Regions from separate parts of the Homo sapiens genome. Here region 1 is linked to region 2. Evidence: read pairs that join two places in POLR2A ChIA-PET (ENCODE). Cell type or tissue: PC-3. All regions are shown on one strand. Links, peaks and the distances in the headings refer to the core of each region. The heading gives the core; the rest is flanking DNA.

The links. ChIA-PET counts read pairs that join two places held together with the same protein. Peaks named below come from ENCODE experiments on the same cell type or tissue, not always from the same donor. Only the 100,000 strongest peaks of a DNase experiment are listed, where the experiment ranks them.
Region 1: POLR2A ChIA-PET joins it to region 2 with 6 read pairs; 2 of 35 experiments call an interaction of 5 or more read pairs at or near these places.

The regions. Positions count from the first base shown.
Region 1 is chr15:40,476,956-40,482,527 of GRCh38, reverse strand. It overlaps the pseudogene RPL9P27. Among named protein-coding and RNA genes, the nearest start is that of CHST14, 8.8 kb to the right of the region's middle. In PC-3, for the core only: no CTCF peak of the experiment used is centred there; no DNase peak of the experiment used is centred there; H3K4me3 peaks cover 167 bases.
Region 2 is chr15:40,739,742-40,751,411 of GRCh38, reverse strand. It overlaps RMDN3 (regulator of microtubule dynamics 3), which reads left to right. Exons shown (of 13, transcript NM_018145.3): 5 at 6,153-6,435; 6 at 7,263-7,365; 7 at 11,219-11,279. Among named protein-coding and RNA genes, the nearest start is that of RMDN3, 9.7 kb to the left of the region's middle. RefSeq lists a silencer at 4,650-4,819 and an enhancer at 10,011-10,883. In PC-3, for the core only: a CTCF peak has its summit at 4,742 (motif pointing left); a DNase peak (open chromatin) is centred at 4,771; H3K27ac peaks cover 339 bases.

The DNA.
Region 1 (5,572 bases), core at 2,008-4,507, 270 kb after region 2:
ACCAAAAGCACAGGCCACAAAAGTAAAAATGAGACTACATCAAACTTAAAAACCTCTGCACAGCAAAAGAAACAGTAGTGTGAAGCGGCAACCTATGGAATGGGAGAAAATACTTGCAAAGCATATATCTGATAATGGGTTAATACCCAGAATATATGAAGAATTTCTACAATTCAGTAGCAAACAAACAAAAAACCCTGATTAAAAAGTGGGCAAAGGTCTTGAATGGACATTTCTCCAAAGAAAATATACAAATGGTCTACAAGCCTATAAAAGGCTAATCAGGGAAATGCAAATCATAAACCACAGTGAATTATCATCTCACATCCATTAGGATGGCCACTATAAAAAACAAAACAAAACCGAAAAACAGTGTTAGTCAGGGACCGTGGCACATGCCTGTAGTTCCAGCTACTCAGGAGGCTGAGGCAGGAGGATGGCTTGAGCCCAGGAATGTGAGTCAAGCCTGGGCAACCTAGGGAAACCCCGTCACAAACAAGTATTGATGAGGATGTAGAGAAATTGAAAACCTTGCACACTGTTGGTAGGATTGTAAATAGTGCATCTACTATGGAAAACACTATGGAGGTTCCTCAAAAACTTAAAAATAGAGCTACCATATGATCCAATAATCCCACTTCTGGGAATATAGCCAAAAGACTTGAAATAAAGATCTCAAAGAAATATTTGCATGCCCACATTCATTGCCACATTATTCACAATAACCAAGATGTGAAAACAACCTAATGTCCATTGTTGGATGAAAGAAAGAAAATGTGGTGTAATAATGAAATATTATTCAGCCTTAGAAAGAAGGAAATTCAGGTACATATTACAACATGGATGAACCTTAAGGACATTATGCTAAGCAAAATAAGCCAGTCAAAAAGGACAAATACTGTATGATTCCACTTATATGAGGTATCTAAAGTAATCATAGAAACAGAAAGCAGAGTGGTAGTTGCCAGGGGATGGTGGGGAGGGAGGGGAGATGGGGAATTGTTCAATGGGAATAGAGTTTCAGTCATGCAAAATGAAAAGGTTATGGAGCTTTACTGTACAGCAGTGTGTGTGTGTAGTTAATACTGTGCTGTACATTTTAAAATTGTTAAGAGGGTAAATTGATGTTACATGTTTTTTATCACAATTAAAACAAAAACAAAACTATGGTCTAGAAACATCCTTTCTTTCTTTGCCGCATCTACTGTGTGAATGAAGACCATTTTCAGCAATCAGACTATCGACATTCCAGAAAATGTCGACATTACTCTGAAAGGACACACAGTTATCGTGAAAGGCCCCAGAGGAACCCTGTGGAGGAACTTCAATCACATCAATGTAGAACTCAATCTTCTTGGAAAGAAAAAAAAAAGAGGCTCCTGGTTGACAAATGGTGCAGTAACAGAAAGGAACTGGTTACCATTTGGACTATTTGTAGTCACGTACAGAACATGATCAAGGGTGTGACACTGGGCTTCTGTTACAAGATGAGGTCTGTGTATGTTCACTTCCCCATCAACATCATTATCCAGGAGAATGGTTCTCTTGTTGAAATCCGAAATTTCTTGGGTGAAAAATACATCCGCAGGGTTCAGATGAGACCAGGTGTTGCTTGTTCAGTATCTCAAGCCCAGAAAGATGGATTAATCCTTGAAGGAAATGACATTGAGCTTGTTTCAAATTCAGCAAGCCACAACAGTTAAAAACAAGGATATCAGGAAATTTTTGGATGGCATATATGTCTCTGAAAAATGAACTGTTCAGCAGGCTGATGACTAAGATCTAAGAGTTGTCCAGCTACAGAAGCAAGATGTCAGATGACTCCTAAAACCTACTTGTGATATTTAAATGATGCAATAAAAGACCTATTGATTTGGGAAAAAAAAAAAAGAAACATCCTTTAATGCTGCTCTGGGTGATGTTCCTCAAGCTGTATCCTCCAGCCAGGTCCTGGAAGACTTATTTTCCAGGTTTCTTCTAGAAAAGGAATGTAAAACTGAGCTTTCTAGACACTTCAAGAGCTGGAATGACAGAAGAGAAACCACCCGATATCAAGGAGTCAGGTGTGGTGATACACGGACTTGTATTTTTGAGTAAGGACACGACACCACAGAGGAAGATGGCAGAGAAGAGAGTGTCTCCTGAGGGCAGGGAGGAGGCAATGCCAAGAGGAAGCTGCCCCCAAAGAAGAGCACAGCCATGGGGCTAGAGCACTGTCCAAGGCTGGCCGCCATTCCACAGGCTGTTGAGTAGCACGGAAACATACAGTGAGGTCACCAGAACAATTGGAAAAGCTATTGTGTTGTGGAGGGACAATGTGAGCAGCTGGGATGTTCAAAAGATTAGTTGGGGAGCAGGACAGAGAGGAGTCTGCAGTTCTGGGAATGACAATGCCATCTTGAATGGAACTTAAAGTCCAATAAGGGCTACACACCATTTAAAAACACTAACTGGTAAATTGCTTGATATTTGATCTTTGAGGGGGTCAAAGTGAATCACTACTTTGTGAGTCCTTTGAGACAGACTTTAAAGTTTAATCCTGTGACATTTTGTAGGTTTTCTAATTTTCATTATAACAATTATAGGCCTGGCCACAGATTTAAGAAAGAATATATTGGCTGGGCGCAGTAGCTCATGCCTGTAATCCCAGCACTTTGGGAGGCTGAGGTGGGTGGATCATGAGGTCAGGAGATTGAGACCATCCTGGCTAACACAGTGAAACCCCATCTCTACTAAAAATTCAAAAAATTAGCCGGGCGTGGTGGCGGGCGCCTGTAGTCCCAGCTACTCGGGAGGCTGAAGCAGGAGAATAGTGGCCTGAACCCAGGAGGTGGAGCTTGCAGTGAGCTGAGATCGTGCCACTGCACTCCCAACCTGGGCAACAGAGCGAGACTCTGTCTCAAAAAAAAAAATAAATAAATAAAAAAGAGCCCAGCCTGATCTCCACCTCCCGTGGACTTCTCTGCTCTGGTGGCCCCTCTGGCCATGATGGTGCTTGGATTCTGAGGACTCTGCTGCCCCTGGGCTCTGGCGGGAGTCACAGAGGCAGCTCTGTCTCTCCAGCACTGAGAACAGAAACATAATCAGGTGATGTTTTGTGGGCTCCTGCTCCTTGGGCTGCTGTGAGGCTGAATATCTGCTTTTCTTCATCTGCAACCCAGCAGTGAGCCAGCAGCCCAGCCAAGTCTGGGGACACTGCTGGGCCACTGGCAGGAATGGCACCACAGGCTCCTCCTTCCTGAACCCTTGAAGCTCCTCATATCTCTCTGTTCCCTAATGCCCTACCCCAAGGCTGAGGCTGGCACAGCTTTCCTGCTAGAGGGTTCAGGGGGCAGTAAATGACCTTGCCTGAACTTGGTCCTCCTTGCCCCCTCACAATGACAGATCAGGGCTGATCCTGTGATTCCCTGTGCCTCTATGAGTTCTCCTCTGTAGATGAATCCTCTGTTGAAGCAAGGATCAGGCAGTGATGAGCTGAAGAGCTCAGTAGAAGGATGCTACAGAAAATCTGGCATTCATATGCATGCAGGTCCCTGGACACTCTCTTTGAGGGAATTTCCCTTCCCTCTCAGGCTGCCCCTGGAGTTTAAGTCCAGCCAGATAACCACATTGAGAGGAAGACTGGATGATATCCCGGAAAGCTCCGTGACACTAGCATCTAGATTCAGCCTCTGGGTGAGTCTGCTCCCTCCACCCCAGCTAAGGATATGAGCCTATGAGAGAGGAAAGTAGACAAAGGTGAGCATCAATATCCACCAACTATCGACAAAGACACAAACCACACATAATCAAAACCTACAGCAAGTTGGGTAAATTGCAGAGAAAATGTCCTGAAAATTATAGCATGAGCATTTCGGCACAGTGATGGCGCATGTCTTCCATGCTCAAATGAAGGGCAGAGGCTGGGTGCGGTGGCTCACATCTGTAATACCAGCACTTTGGGAGGCCAAGGTGGGTGGATCACTTGAGGTTAGGAGTTCAAGACCAGCCTGGCCAACATGGCAAAACCCCATCTCTACTAAAAATACAAAAATTAGCCGAGCATGGTGGCACAAACCTGTAGTCCCAGCTACTGGGGAGGCTGAGGCACAAGAAATGCTGGAACCTAGGAGGCGGAGATTGTAGTGAGCCGAGATCATGCCACTGCACTCCACCCTGGGTGACAGAGCAAGACAGTCTCAAAAAAAAAAAAAAAAAAAAAAAAAAAAAGAAGGAGGGCAGAGGCAGTGGTCCAGCTATAAAGCCAGGAGATGGCCATGGGGGAGAGTTTAATTCAGTACCCCCAGGACACCTAGAGCTCTTGCTAGGCCCACAGCTGTTTTCTGGTTGTTTGAAAGGTCACTGTGTCAACAAAACCCCTGGGGGCCAACACCTATAAGTCACAGCAGACATGCCAGGTCTGCGCAGAGGTGCACTGCTCAGCTTGTTCTTCAAGAGAACTTGCTGGGAGAAGTGCAGCTGGCTGAGAGCCTCCAGCTGCCACACCTTTCTGTCTGGCTCAATATTCAGGTTTCCCCTGGCTGCTTCTACCCAACGCCTGAACATGCCTGGGGTGCTAACGCTGCAACATTTCTGCCCACAGAGAGCCCCTCTAATAGGCAATGTTTGCCTGCGATTCTCCACTGGCCTTTCAGAGACTTTCTCGAGCTGCACTGTAATCTGAGACTCTTCCTACCCAATGCTTCCTTCCTTCTCTCCTTTCACAAGTGTAGGCTGTTTCTGCCTCCTGCTCCTCCCTTCTCCTTTATCCTCCACAGGTGTTTTCCCCAATAAATCTCTTGCACATCTAATTCTGTCTTTGTATCCACTTCTCAGAGGATCTGAACTGATAGTCCAGTACATTCATGGTCTGGGTCCAACAGTACTGGAAAGTTGATCTTCAGGTAGGCAAACCTAGGGGATTTTATAATAGCTGGAGAGAGTTGTGAACAGAATCATTTGTGCAGTGTTCAGAAGGAGGACTGGAGAAGGGGACATGAATCAGAGAAGAGGAACATGAGGCACATCACAAAGCCAATAAGCTGGGTAGTTTATAATGCATATTCATTTTGAGGGGAACAAACCTTAAATGGACAACAGTGGACTCGGTAAAGAAAATGTGGTACATATACACCATAGAAAACTACACAGCCATAAAAAAGAGCAAAATCATGTCCTTTGCAGCAACATGGATAGAGCTAGAGGCCATTATCCTAAGCAAATTAACACCAGCAACAGAAAACCAAATACTTCATTGTCTCACCTATAAGTGGAAGCTAAACAGTGAGTATACATGGCCGCAAAGAAGAAAACAATGGACACTGGGACCACTTGAGGGTGAAAGGTGGGAGGAGAGTGAGGATGCAAAAACTACCCAGTGAGTACTATGCTTATTACCTGGGCAGTGAAATAATTTGCATGCCAAACCCCTGCAATACACAATTTACCCATGGAACAAACCTGCACGTGTATCCCCTGAACCTAAAAGTTAGAAAGAAAAATAGAAAAAGAAAAACCTTAGTTGGAGCTGACTTTTAATCCCAACCCTGCCATCTCTTTGGGCAAGTCACTTAGGCTCAATTTCCTCATCTAG
Region 2 (11,670 bases), core at 3,684-6,183:
TTGGAGGCAGTTATGGCTACAGCCAGGTTGTGTTTTGTAAAAGTATTATCAATGGAAAATTCAAACCAAGCTGCTGCAAATGATTTTTGGAACAGGTAAGAGTATAATAAATACAGAAGAGTTGAAACAAAAAACCCATCCAATTTATGTCATTCAGACAAATGTAGATGTTAATAGCAGTTATTGCTTGCATCTGTTATCTTAGTTTATTACATAGTTATGATATATTATTTGGGCATTTTTCTGTGTTATCACAAGGACTTGATAAGCATTGTTTGACTTTGTTCCTTTCCTTGGGTGGCTGAGCTGGTATACGGAGATGTCTAAGCACGAAGCATGCTCCTCCCTGGGAGTCACCCTCTTCCCACAGGGGAGCCTTGCCTGTGATCCTTTGCATTTTTACAGGTGGGAGGTGGATGTCCTGAGTTCTCAGTGGCCCAGGAGGGCTGACGATAGGCCTTTCTGTGAGGCGGGGCAGCTGGCAGGAGTCTGGTGGACAGCCTCCTCCAAGTCTGGTCATGCTAAGGGTGTTTTGAGTTTAAACCACTAGCACCACTTTGAAACTCTGGTCCCAAGGATAGAGTGTGATGTCAGTAGCAGCATCTGACCCATCTGACCTTATCTGCTGCTAGCTCCAGTTATTCAGGTAGCCTGTGTGAGGCCTAGAGGCCGATTTCTCCTTGTCCAGCCTTTATTCTTCTTAAGGGAAAGACTGGTGTAGAGAACAGCCAAGTTTTATGCTGGATCAGAGGAATTAGCTATAAGCAGGTACATGGAAACTAGAAGTTAAAATCAGTCCAGGTGTGGTGGTGGCTCATGGGTAATCCCAGCACTTTGGGAGGCCGAGACAGGAGGATTGCTTGAGTTCAGGAGCTTGAGACCATCCTGGACAAGGCAGCAAGACCACGTCTCTACATAAAATAACTACCTGGGGGAGGCCAAGGTGGGCGGATCACCTGAGTTCAGGAGTTTGAGACCAGTCTGGCCAACATGTCGAAACCCTGTCTCTACTAAAAATACAAAAATTAGCCAGGTGTGGTGGTGCATGCCTGTAATCCCAGCTAATCGGGAGGCTGAGGCAGGAGAATTGCTGGAACCCAGGAGGCAGAGGTTTCAGTGAGCCGAGATTGCGCCACTGCACTCCAGCCTGTGAGACAGAGTGAGACTCCATCTCAAAGAAAAAAAAAAAAAAAAAAAAAAACGAGCTGGGCATGGTGGCATGGGTCGGTAGTCCCAGCTACTTGGGAGGCCGGGAGTTTGAGGATGCAGTGAGCCATAATTGTGCCACTGCACTCCAGCCTGGGTGACAGAGTGAGACCCTGCCTCAGAAAAATAAAATACAATGTAAATACTAGGTGATAGGAATTTTTCAGCTCCATTATAATCGTATGCACCCACTGATATGCGCAGTCCGTGGTTGACTGAAATGTCATTATCACCAACGCTGGATTTGATGAGTGCTCCGGGGTCTCCAGAAACCTGTGGAGTGGTGGTGAAGAGCTCTCTGCTCTTCCATGGGGGACTGCTGTTGCCTGGGTTGTCAGATCCCTGTTATCTGCATTCTCAAGGGCAAACAGAGGTGGCCCTTTTCTATTCAATTTACCTAAATGGCTCTGGGCCAAGAGATGCTTCCAGAAGTTGTGTTAAAGAGGGGGCAAAAATGAAATTAATATTTGATACATCTGAATTGAAGAGAGAGACCGAGGAAGTAGTTGATAGTGGGCACTGAGATGTAAAGAACATCTCTGCAACCCAAGGAAGCAGGCCACTTGGGTGGGGAATTGATGTTTGAACTCTGTAAGGAGGTTGAACAGAAGGAGAGGTCACAGCTCTGCCCAAAATCAAAGAAAGCTTGAGGCCCTTCACAACTGTTTTTGTTTTTGTTTTGTTTTGTTTTGAGACAGGGTCTCACTCTGTTGCCCAGGCTGGAGTTCCATGGTGCCATCACAGCACAGCAGCCTCAACCTCTTGGGCTCAAGTGGTGCTCCTGCCTCAGCCTTCTGAATAGCTGGGACTACAGGCATGTGCCACCATGCCCAGCCAATTCTATTTATTTTTTTTGTACAGATGGGGTCTCACTGTGTTGCCCAGCCTGTTCTTGAACTCTTGGCCTCAAGCAGTTCTCCCACATCAGCCTCCAAGTGCTGAGATTACAGGTATGAACCACCGCACCTGGTCCTCTTTGTGATGATTTAAAGAAGTTGTACTAGGCCAGGCGCGGTGGCTCAGGCCTGTAATCCCAGCACGTTGGGAGGCCAAGGCAGGTAGATCACCTGAGATCAGGAGTTCAAGACCAGATGGCCAACATGGTGAAACCTCGTCTCTACTAAAAATACAAAAATTAGCCAGGCATGTTGGCAGGCACCGGTAATCCCAGCTACCTAGGAGGCGGAGGCAGAAGAATCACTTGAACCCAGGAGGTGGAGGCTGTAGTGTGCCAAGATGGCACCACTGCACTCCAGCCTCGGTGATAGAGCAGTACTCTGTCTCAAAAAAAAAAAAAATTACTGAGGCTGGGGTGTGGAGGCTCATGCCTATAATCCCAGCACTTTGGGAGGCTGAGGTGGGCAGATCACTTGAGGTCAGGAGTTCGAGACCAGCCCGGCCAACATGGTGAAACCCTGTCTCTACTAAAAATAGAAAAATTAGCTGGGCGTGGTGGTGCATGCCTGTAATCCCAGCTATTCCGGAGGCTGAGGCAGGAGAATCACTTGAACCCAGGGGGTGGAGTTTGCTGTGAGCCGAGATTGCACCACTGCACTCCAGCCTGGGTGACAGAGAAAGACTCCATCCCAAAAAAATAAAGAAGTACAAACTTCTGGGGTCAGTGGGAGCCAGAGCAGTTAACCAGGGACACCTGGGGGTCCTTCACTGCTAGGGGTGCTCACTGGGACTCCCAAGGCCACAAGGAGCAGGCCAGGGCTGCCAGACACCTGTGATGGGGCAAGGGGAAGAGTGGATTTCTTAATTATAGCGCCTTCAGGCTGTGTCCCATGCCCAGTCCCGTGGCATGAGAGCAGGTGGTGGTGCAACACTGTGTGGTTGAGCCGGCTGTTCTCTAGGGCAGTGGCCGTGGTGAATGATTCTTTGTGCCATGGTCATTGCCATGTAGGTCAAGGGGGGAGCTCTAGGAGTCTACAAACTCTGAAATGGCTTTGAACATGTGTGTCTTGGGGCAAGGAGAGCTGCTTTGAGGGATGAAGGGCTGAGATTTGATGGGCTGCTTGATTTCACTGAAAGCTGTATTCCTTCCTTCTTCCAAATAACAACTTTGAGGTCTCAGGAGATTGAGGGTGGCAGAGGCAGAATCACTGTGCAGCTCTGTGAGCTTGTTCCCCGGGCATTGTACCAAACACAGCTTGAGTTCCCTCTGTCAGAACCCAACTTGCCCTAAAATACCAGCTCCTCCAGCAAGCCTTCCCAGGCATCTCAGCCAAGAGAAATTGCCTGCAGCCTCATCGTGAAGACTCCTTCTTGGGCATTTATGACCTCATTAAGTTGGGTCTTATCTCAAGGTCAGGGTCCATGTGCCTGGTTATCTTTGAAGGCCTCATACTCAGTCTCTAACATGGTTTAGGTTAAGAGAAACTTAATTGCCAGGAGGAGAGATGTGTGTAACTGAGTCCTTCATTACTGCTTAAGAGTAGAGTGGCAGTCTCTGCTCAGAGGGAGCCTTGGGTCTCTGGCCCACTGTGGGAACTCCTGTCCTCCGGAGTGCACAGGACCAAAGGGCCTTTTCAAAGGTCCCTGCTCGTCTCTGGCAGATCTCAAAAGCCTCAGGGTATGTTAAAAGGGTCACTCCTCTCTGGTAGATTTCTCCAAAGGCTGGCTGGGTTAGTCTGGGAGGTGGAAAGTGAGAGAGAATGGTGTAAATGTGGTAGCCCTTGGCATGTGATTAATCTCTTCTGAGGCCCCAGAAGCTGCCTCAGGCAGTAGGGTTTCAGATTGTTGAGGGTTCCTTAAAGTGGGGCTGAGATGCAATTAAAGTCTACTTTCTATGCCAGCTTCCCTGGAGCCTCCCTGCCTCACAGGGCTCTACCATCTTTCACTCTGTTTGTGGCAGCAAGGCTCCCTGACCTCTCTTCTTGGCTTTGTGAGCTGGGCCTTTAGGATCCAGAGGGATGGCAGCATCGCAGCTCAGGTCCCAGGGGATTCTGTGCTGATGCCTGGGCTCCAGCAGGGCTAGGTCCCTCCCTGGGAGTGCTGGAGGCAGAGAGACTCCTCTTTGGACTCCTGATTGGCTGAGGCAGCCCTCAACTCAGCAAGAAATAGGGTCTCCCCCTCCTTCTAGCAAAGGGAGATGATGCAATTCCAGCTTCCCGTTCCAGATAAACCATCTACCCATTTTGCATTTGGGCCTGGCTGGGCAGAGGAGACTCTGGTTTGATTTTTCTCAATCTGGCAGGTGCAGTTGGGAGTTTCATTCTCTAGGTTGCCTGTGGGTGGTCTCCCTCATCAGTACCCAGGTTGGTTACGAAATCTAATGACACTTATCCTTGTCCCTTTGATTTCTAAAGGTGTTTTTTTTTTTTTCTAATAACTAAAGGGGAAATCTACTTGGATAACCTCTTAAAAAACAAAGGTGCAGTTAGGAAAGGTTTTAAATACCTTACAAGTTCTTGTAGTAGATGTGTCTGGGGCCTCTTTTTTAGATGAGGCTGAAGCTCCTCTGTAAGGATGCAGTCAGCACGGACTGGGTACCAGGTCTGGCTGCTCACTTCCAGAGCCTTCAGAGCCTGCCACCTTGTGGTTTCTGGTTTTCTGGGCAGGACAGCACTTCTGCCCTGACATTAGGCTGTCAGTTGTTGACTTTATTTGTAGGTGGTGTGTCATCTCTCCTTCAGTCCTGTTTTGCTCCAGCCACAGGGAGCCTATTCTTTTTTTTTTTTTTTTTTGAGACGGAGTCTTGCTCTGTCGCCCAGGGTGGAGTGCAGTGGTGTGATCTCCGCTCACTGCAAGCTCTGCCTCCCGGGTTCACGCCCATTCTTCTGCCTCAGCCTCCCGAGTAGCTGGGACTACAGGCACCTGCCACCATGCCTGGCTAATTTTTTGTATTTTTTAGTAGAGACAGGGTTTCACCGTGTTAGCCAGGATGGTCTTGATCTCCTGACCTCCTGATCCGCCCGCCTCGGCCTCCCAAAGTGCTGGGATTACAGGCGTGAGCCACCGCCCCCAGCCTTGTGTTTGCTTCTGACCCCCAGAAGTCCTACCTTTTCCCCTGCTCAGTCCTTATCTATTTTAGGCATTTAGGGAAAACACCCTAATCAGCTGCTGGTGGCTGAGATCCAAGAGAAACTCAGCTTCCTCTTTAGTGGGTGCATCAGGGTTGGGGCTCCTTAGGAGCCACCTGGCATATGGCAGCCCCCCAAACACCTTTTCAGGGGGTAGTTTGCATTGTCTTCCCCTTCTTGCTTCTGGCTGCAAAGTGGTTCCTATCACCTCTCCTCACACCCTTAAGTTCTCAAGGTTACTATGGGCTACTCCTGTTGCGGTTTAGGTTTGGTTGTTGACTTGGGCCAGAGGTTGCGAGTTTGTGGATGTGTGTGTGGCTGCCCATGGCCTGAGGCTGCACCCACCCATGTTGGTTGTGGCAAGTGTCTCTGACTGATAAGGCAAAAACGAGCAGGGACTTCTCACATTTGCCTTAACTGTCACAGGGCCTCAGCTGGTTGTCTGCTCTTTCCTTCCTGGATCATTTTCCCAGCCCTTAGTTCCCATAGGAAACTTTCTCTCAAATAATGATTTCTGCTGGGCATGGTGGCTCATGCCTGTAATCCCAGCACTTTGGGAGGCCGAGGTGGGCGGATCACTTGAGGCCAGGGGTTTGAGACCAGTCTGGGCAACATGGCAAAACCCCGTCTCTACTAAAAATACAAAAAAATTAGGTGGGAGAATTGCTTGACCCCAGGAGGTGGAGGTTTGAGTGAGCCAAGATCGAACCACTGCACTCCAGTCTGGGTGACAGAGCGGGACCCTGTCTCAAAAAAAAAAAAAAAAAAGAAAAAAAGTCTGCCCTTAAGAGGTATGAATGATTGTGATTTGGTGCTTTGGACAATGCCATGTAGAGTGCTTCTTTGGGGGTGAGGGATAGACAGACCCTAGGGGCTCTGAGCTGAATAATCCTCTTGTTGTCCCTTACATTTCTCTGCCAGTTACACAACAGCCAATGCGGAGTCTGACAATGAGCGGGACTCTGACAAAGAAAGTGAGGACGGGGAAGATGAAGTGAGCTGTGAGACTGTGAAGATGGGGAGAAAGGATTCTCTTGACTTGGAGGAAGAGGCAGCTTCAGGTGCCTCCAGTGCCCTGGAGGCTGGAGGTTCCTCAGGCTTGGAGGATGTGCTGCCCCTCCTGCAGCAGGCCGACGAGCTGCACAGGGGTGATGAGCAAGGCAAGCGGGAGGGCTTCCAGCTGCTGCTCAACAACAAGCTGGTGGTGAGGCTCCAGCTGCCTGTCTCCTTCTCCTTCCCTCCCTCCCTCCATCTCTCTGTTCCTGACCCCTGGGGAATGAAGGCCCGTGTGGTTACTGCCCCTACAAGGTGACATGGGACGAGAAATGGTGAGACAGCTGGTTTTGCATCTGTCCCCCAGGTCACATATCCTCTTCCAAGGAGGCCCAGCGTGGATCCTAGGGCCAGTGTACTGCTTGCCCCAGAGCTGCCTCCCCTCTTGGGAGGGGGAGTGTAGTTCTCTGCTTTCTGTAGAGCTACTGCAGAAAGAGCTCTACCTCTCACCTCTAGGGGGAAATGTGGAAAGAACTGTATTTTTTTTTTCTCCTCATTTCCCTTGAGGCAGAGTCCAAGCTGCCAGCCCCATTACAAGCGACAACTGTGTAGGTCACTCAACCATAATTCTCTTGTCAGGTTCACTGACAGAATATATGCCCACCCAGGTATAAATGCCCCCCCCCCAGAAGTTAGAAGTTTCCCTTTTCCTTTCACACTTTCTTCATGTGTCAGCAAAAGACCTCTCGTGCCTTATGACATCTTGGAGTTGACCTTTCCTCCCAGCAGTTCTAGGAGGTCAGAATGCCCTCACCCCGTAATTGTGCAAGCTACTGGCTAGACAGAGAATGTGTCATACATTAACTGCACGTGGGAAGGGATGACTGGGGGGAAGGCTGCGTGTAGGAGCTGGCCTGATATTGATGACTGTAACATACTAGCTTGGAAATTCAAACCTAGGGTGTGGGGGAAGGCCAAGGCCCCCATTCTCCACAGTTGAGGAAAAAGGGGCCTCACCCGTTTCTGTCTGGTCTGCAGTATGGAAGCCGGCAGGACTTTCTCTGGCGCCTGGCCCGAGCCTACAGTGACATGTGTGAGCTCACTGAGGAGGTGAGCGAGAAGAAGTCATATGCCCTAGATGGTAAGTGCTGACAGCTTCCTGTGGGAAGGTGACTGACTGATTCAGGGGTGGGGCTGGCCCATCTGCCTGGGGACCCGGGGAACCACCAAGATGCTGTCAGCAGTTGTGGCTCAGTTACCCACTAGGGACAAACTCTGGCTCCCAAAGACCCTTGCTTTCTCCTCTGGAAGAAGAGAGCAGTCTTTGCTTATCTGTATATCATGCTGATTAGTAACACACGTGCATGTGTTTCTAGGAGTAGTTGTATCCTATCAATGTTATTCGTTTTTCTCACTCTAGCCACAGAGGGCAAAACCTTTTTTCTTAACCTGAGGTTTTTTGCTGCTGCTTAGAAATCTGGTTTCAGTTTTCTGAGCTGGTGGGGCAGGTGTTCTAAGAATATAGCTAGCTTAGAAGACTCTGGAATCCACTTGGCAAGTCTGTTGGCAAAGGCTCCACCCTGGAGGATAGGGTGCATCTGACCTGTGCCAGGCTCAGGGCTTGGCCTTATCTGTCATGAGGTCAGAGAATGCTTGGACTTTAGAGACTGATGTGTCCTGCTGAACTCCACACACTGAGTCAGGTACCATCAATGGGTAATGGGTTTCTAGGTCTGTGGTTCAGTTAATATCTATTTTTTTTTTTTTTTTAAACAGTCTTTCTCTGTTGCCCAGGCTGGAGTTCAGTGGCCTGATCTCGGCTGACTGCAACCTCCACCTCCTGGGCTCAAGCAATTCTCCTGCCTCAGCCTCCCCAGTAGCTGGGATTACAAGCACATGCCATCATACCCGACTAAGTCTTGTATTTTTAGCAGAGATGGGGTTTCGCCATGTTGGCTAGGCTGGTCTTGAACTCCTGGCCTCAACTGATTCACCCACCTAGGCCTCCCAAAGTGCTGGGATAACAGGCATAAACCACTGTGCCTGGCCAGTTAACTGTCTAAAATGGATTTGTCTACCTTTCTATTGTAAGTACAGCCTTACAAATATTATTGAATCCTTGATAATGTATACTCAAACAGTACCTCAAAGTTAACATTCTAAACATTTGTAGAATTCTGTCAATGGAGAAAGAACAGACCAATTGAGTAGGATGTCTCTGTAGACCCTCAGAAAAATTCCTGGAAGTTTTAACAAAAGATGCTTATTTATGATTACTTTTTCTCTCCAAAAGTTTGTTTTCCCTCCTAAATTTCAGATGAGGATTCTCAGCTTTTGGGCTGATTTTTGGACTCTTCATGTCAACAACCTTTCCTTTCCCTCTTGATCATTGGTCATCTCTTATTAGTGCTAGTAGCCAGCATGAACCCCAAAGACAGAAGTGGAGGCAGTGGTTAGCAGGGCAGCACTTGGTTGGTCTGGCCTCCTGAGCTTAGCACCCATGGACAAAGCTTTACCTGCTGGAGGTCAGATGACTATGGAATGTCTTTGAAGGTTCTGCTCTGAGATCACAGCCTTTAAGAATTATCCTTACTGGGTATAAAGTTTATTTCATTGTATCTCTAGGAGCTGGACCACCAGGAGGCAGTCATTCTGTGGGGTCTCAGGCAATGTCTTGTCTACAACACTGTCTGTCTAGCTTGGCAGGAACTAGTTGTCTCATTCTTTGCTATTATTTTCCTAGTGAGACAGTACTTTGAAGAGGGCAGAGAGAAATCCCCAAAGAGGCAGCGTCCCTCATTGGTGGGGCCATGTGGTCCCTCTCTTTGGGAAGAGAGGTAGAGTCTTTCACAGCATCAGTTGTCTTAAGAATGCATTTGTGGCCAGGTGTGGTGGCTCATGCCTATAATCCTAGCACTTTGGGAGGCCAAGGCAGGAGGATTGCTTGAGCCCAGGAGTTAGAGACTAGCCTGGGCAATATAGTGAGACCTTGTCTCTACAAAAAAAAAAAAAAAAACTTAAAAAATTAGCCAGGCATGGTGGTGGAACATGCCAGCAGGAGGATTGTTTCAGCCCAGGAGGCAGAGGTTGTAGTGAACTGAGATTGCACCACTGCACTCCAGCCTGGGCAACAGAGAGAGACCCTGTCTCAAATAAAAAAAGGAAAACATTTCAGATTAGCCAGTTTACCACCTCAATGCATTACATTTGTTCCATTTTCTCCATGTTCCCTTCCAAACTTGTTTTCTTCAAAGAATTCTTGGCTGGGCACGGTGGTTCGCACCTGTAATCACAGCACTTTGGGAGGCTGAGGTGGGCGCATCACCTGAGGTCAGGAGTTTGAGACCAGCCTGGCCAACAAGGCAAAACTGTCTCTACTAAAAATACAAAAATTAGCCAGGTGTGGTGGCACACACCTGTAATCCCAGCTACTCGGGAGGCTGACGCAGGAGAATCACTTGAACCTGGAGGCGGAGGTTGCGGTGAGCCTAGATCGTGCTATTGCACTCCAGCCTGGACGACAGAGTGAGACTCTTGTCTCAAAAAAAAAAAAAAAAAAAAAAAAAATCCTATGTTGCAGTGTCTTCTCCAGTGCATAGGCATGATGGTCCTTATCTGGTGGTCCGTAAGCTCCAGCCTCGATACTCTTAAGTGACGCTTGTCAGAACTTTCATGTTTATGGGCTTTCATTTCTTTGTTAGAACACTAACCTAGAAAACTCGGGTAAGACTAAGTGAACGTCATCTCTGGTCAGACCTCAGTCCATGTGGCTCTTGTGAAAGAGTTTTGGCCTAGAGCTAATTAATATTGTTGGATCGTGGATCCTTTTGAGAATTTTTTTTTTTAAAGAGATGGGGTCTGCCTATGTTGCCCAGATTGGTCTTGAACTCTTGGTCCCAAGCTATCCTCTCCTTGGCCTCTCAAAGTTCTAGGATTACAGGTGTGAGCCAATGTACCCATCCCCTTTAGGGAATTTTTTCAAAGCTGTGATCTCTCTCCCCACTTACTTAAATTTTATACAACTTGAGATTCATGGACACTGCCCCTCCAGAGTAAGGTCTGTTGGGGACAATTTCTGATTGTGTTGGATCCGTTGTTGTTGTTTTTTTTGAGGTGGAGTTCGTCGCCCAGGCTGGAGTGCAGTGGTGCAATCTTGGCTCGTTGCAACTTCTGCCTCCCAGGTTCAAGTGATTCTCCTGCCTCAGCCTCCTGGGGAGCTGGGACTACAGGATGTGCCAACATGCCTGGCTAATTTTATATTTTTAGTAGAGGCAGGGTTTCACCATGTTGCTCAGGCTTGTCTCAAACACTTGGCCTCAAGTGATCCACCCACCTCGGCCTTCCAAAGTGCTAGGATTACAGGCATAAGCCATCGTGCCTGGCTGGATCCTTTTATATTTTAAATGCTAAAATCTGCTTCAAGCACATCAGGTGGGCATTATAAAAAGAAGGTAACTGGGGTTTCTAATGACAGATGGGGAAGCCAAGGTGAAGCAGAAGTCATCCCTGAAGTCTTCCCTTAGAAGCCGTTTGCAGCCTTTTCTGAGACAGTCTTGCTCTGTCACCTAGTCTGGAGTGCAGTGGTGCAATCTCGGCTCACTGCAACCTCTGCCTCCTGGGTTCAAGCGATTCTCCTGCCTCAGCCTTTTGAGTAGCTGGGACTACAGGCGCCTGCCACCACGCCCAGCTAATTTTTGTATTTTTGGTAGAGATGGGGTTTCACTGTGTTGGCCAGGCTGGTCTCCGACTCCTGACCTCAGGCGCTCTACCCGCCTCAGCCTCCCAAAGTGCTGGGATTACACAGCACAGAGGCGTGAGCCACTGTGACTGGCTTCTTTGCGGCCTTTCATTCTGCTCAAGTTCACAACTATTTCCAAACAAGTCCAAGCTGGGTAGGGATTGGTGAGAGCTAAAGCAGTCATTCTTCCCACAAGCCTTCCTATGAAAGTGTGCATAAGAGCTATGTCAACTCTGGATCTACCTTCGTCCTACAGGAAAAGAAGAAGCAGAGGCTGCTCTGGAGAAGGGGGATGAGAGTGCTGACTGTCACCTGTGGTAATAACACCCTGCAGTGTTCTGGGAAGAGCCAGCAAGGGCCAAAGCAGAGGACAGCCCTTTCTTTTCTCTGCCTGGGCCACAGAGGCATTTTCCAAAGGATCCAGGAGAGGGAGTTCTGGCTTGTATCTCCACATGCCTCAGTCTACCCCTAGCCAGAGACAAGGGAAGTTTCTGGTAGGGGAGGTGGCTTAGGGATGAGGCAAGCGGGGAATACAAGCTTTTTTTCTGATGGGGCTTGGAGAAATGAGTAGCTTTGTTAAGAGTCATCCTAGCTACAAAACTGGAGTTCTTGGCTCTCAGGAGGCTGGGACAATCTGCAGCTCCCCTATCCTGCATAAGCTCTTCTTTCCCCTGCGTGTGATCCCTGGCTGCTGGTACTTTGGCTTCT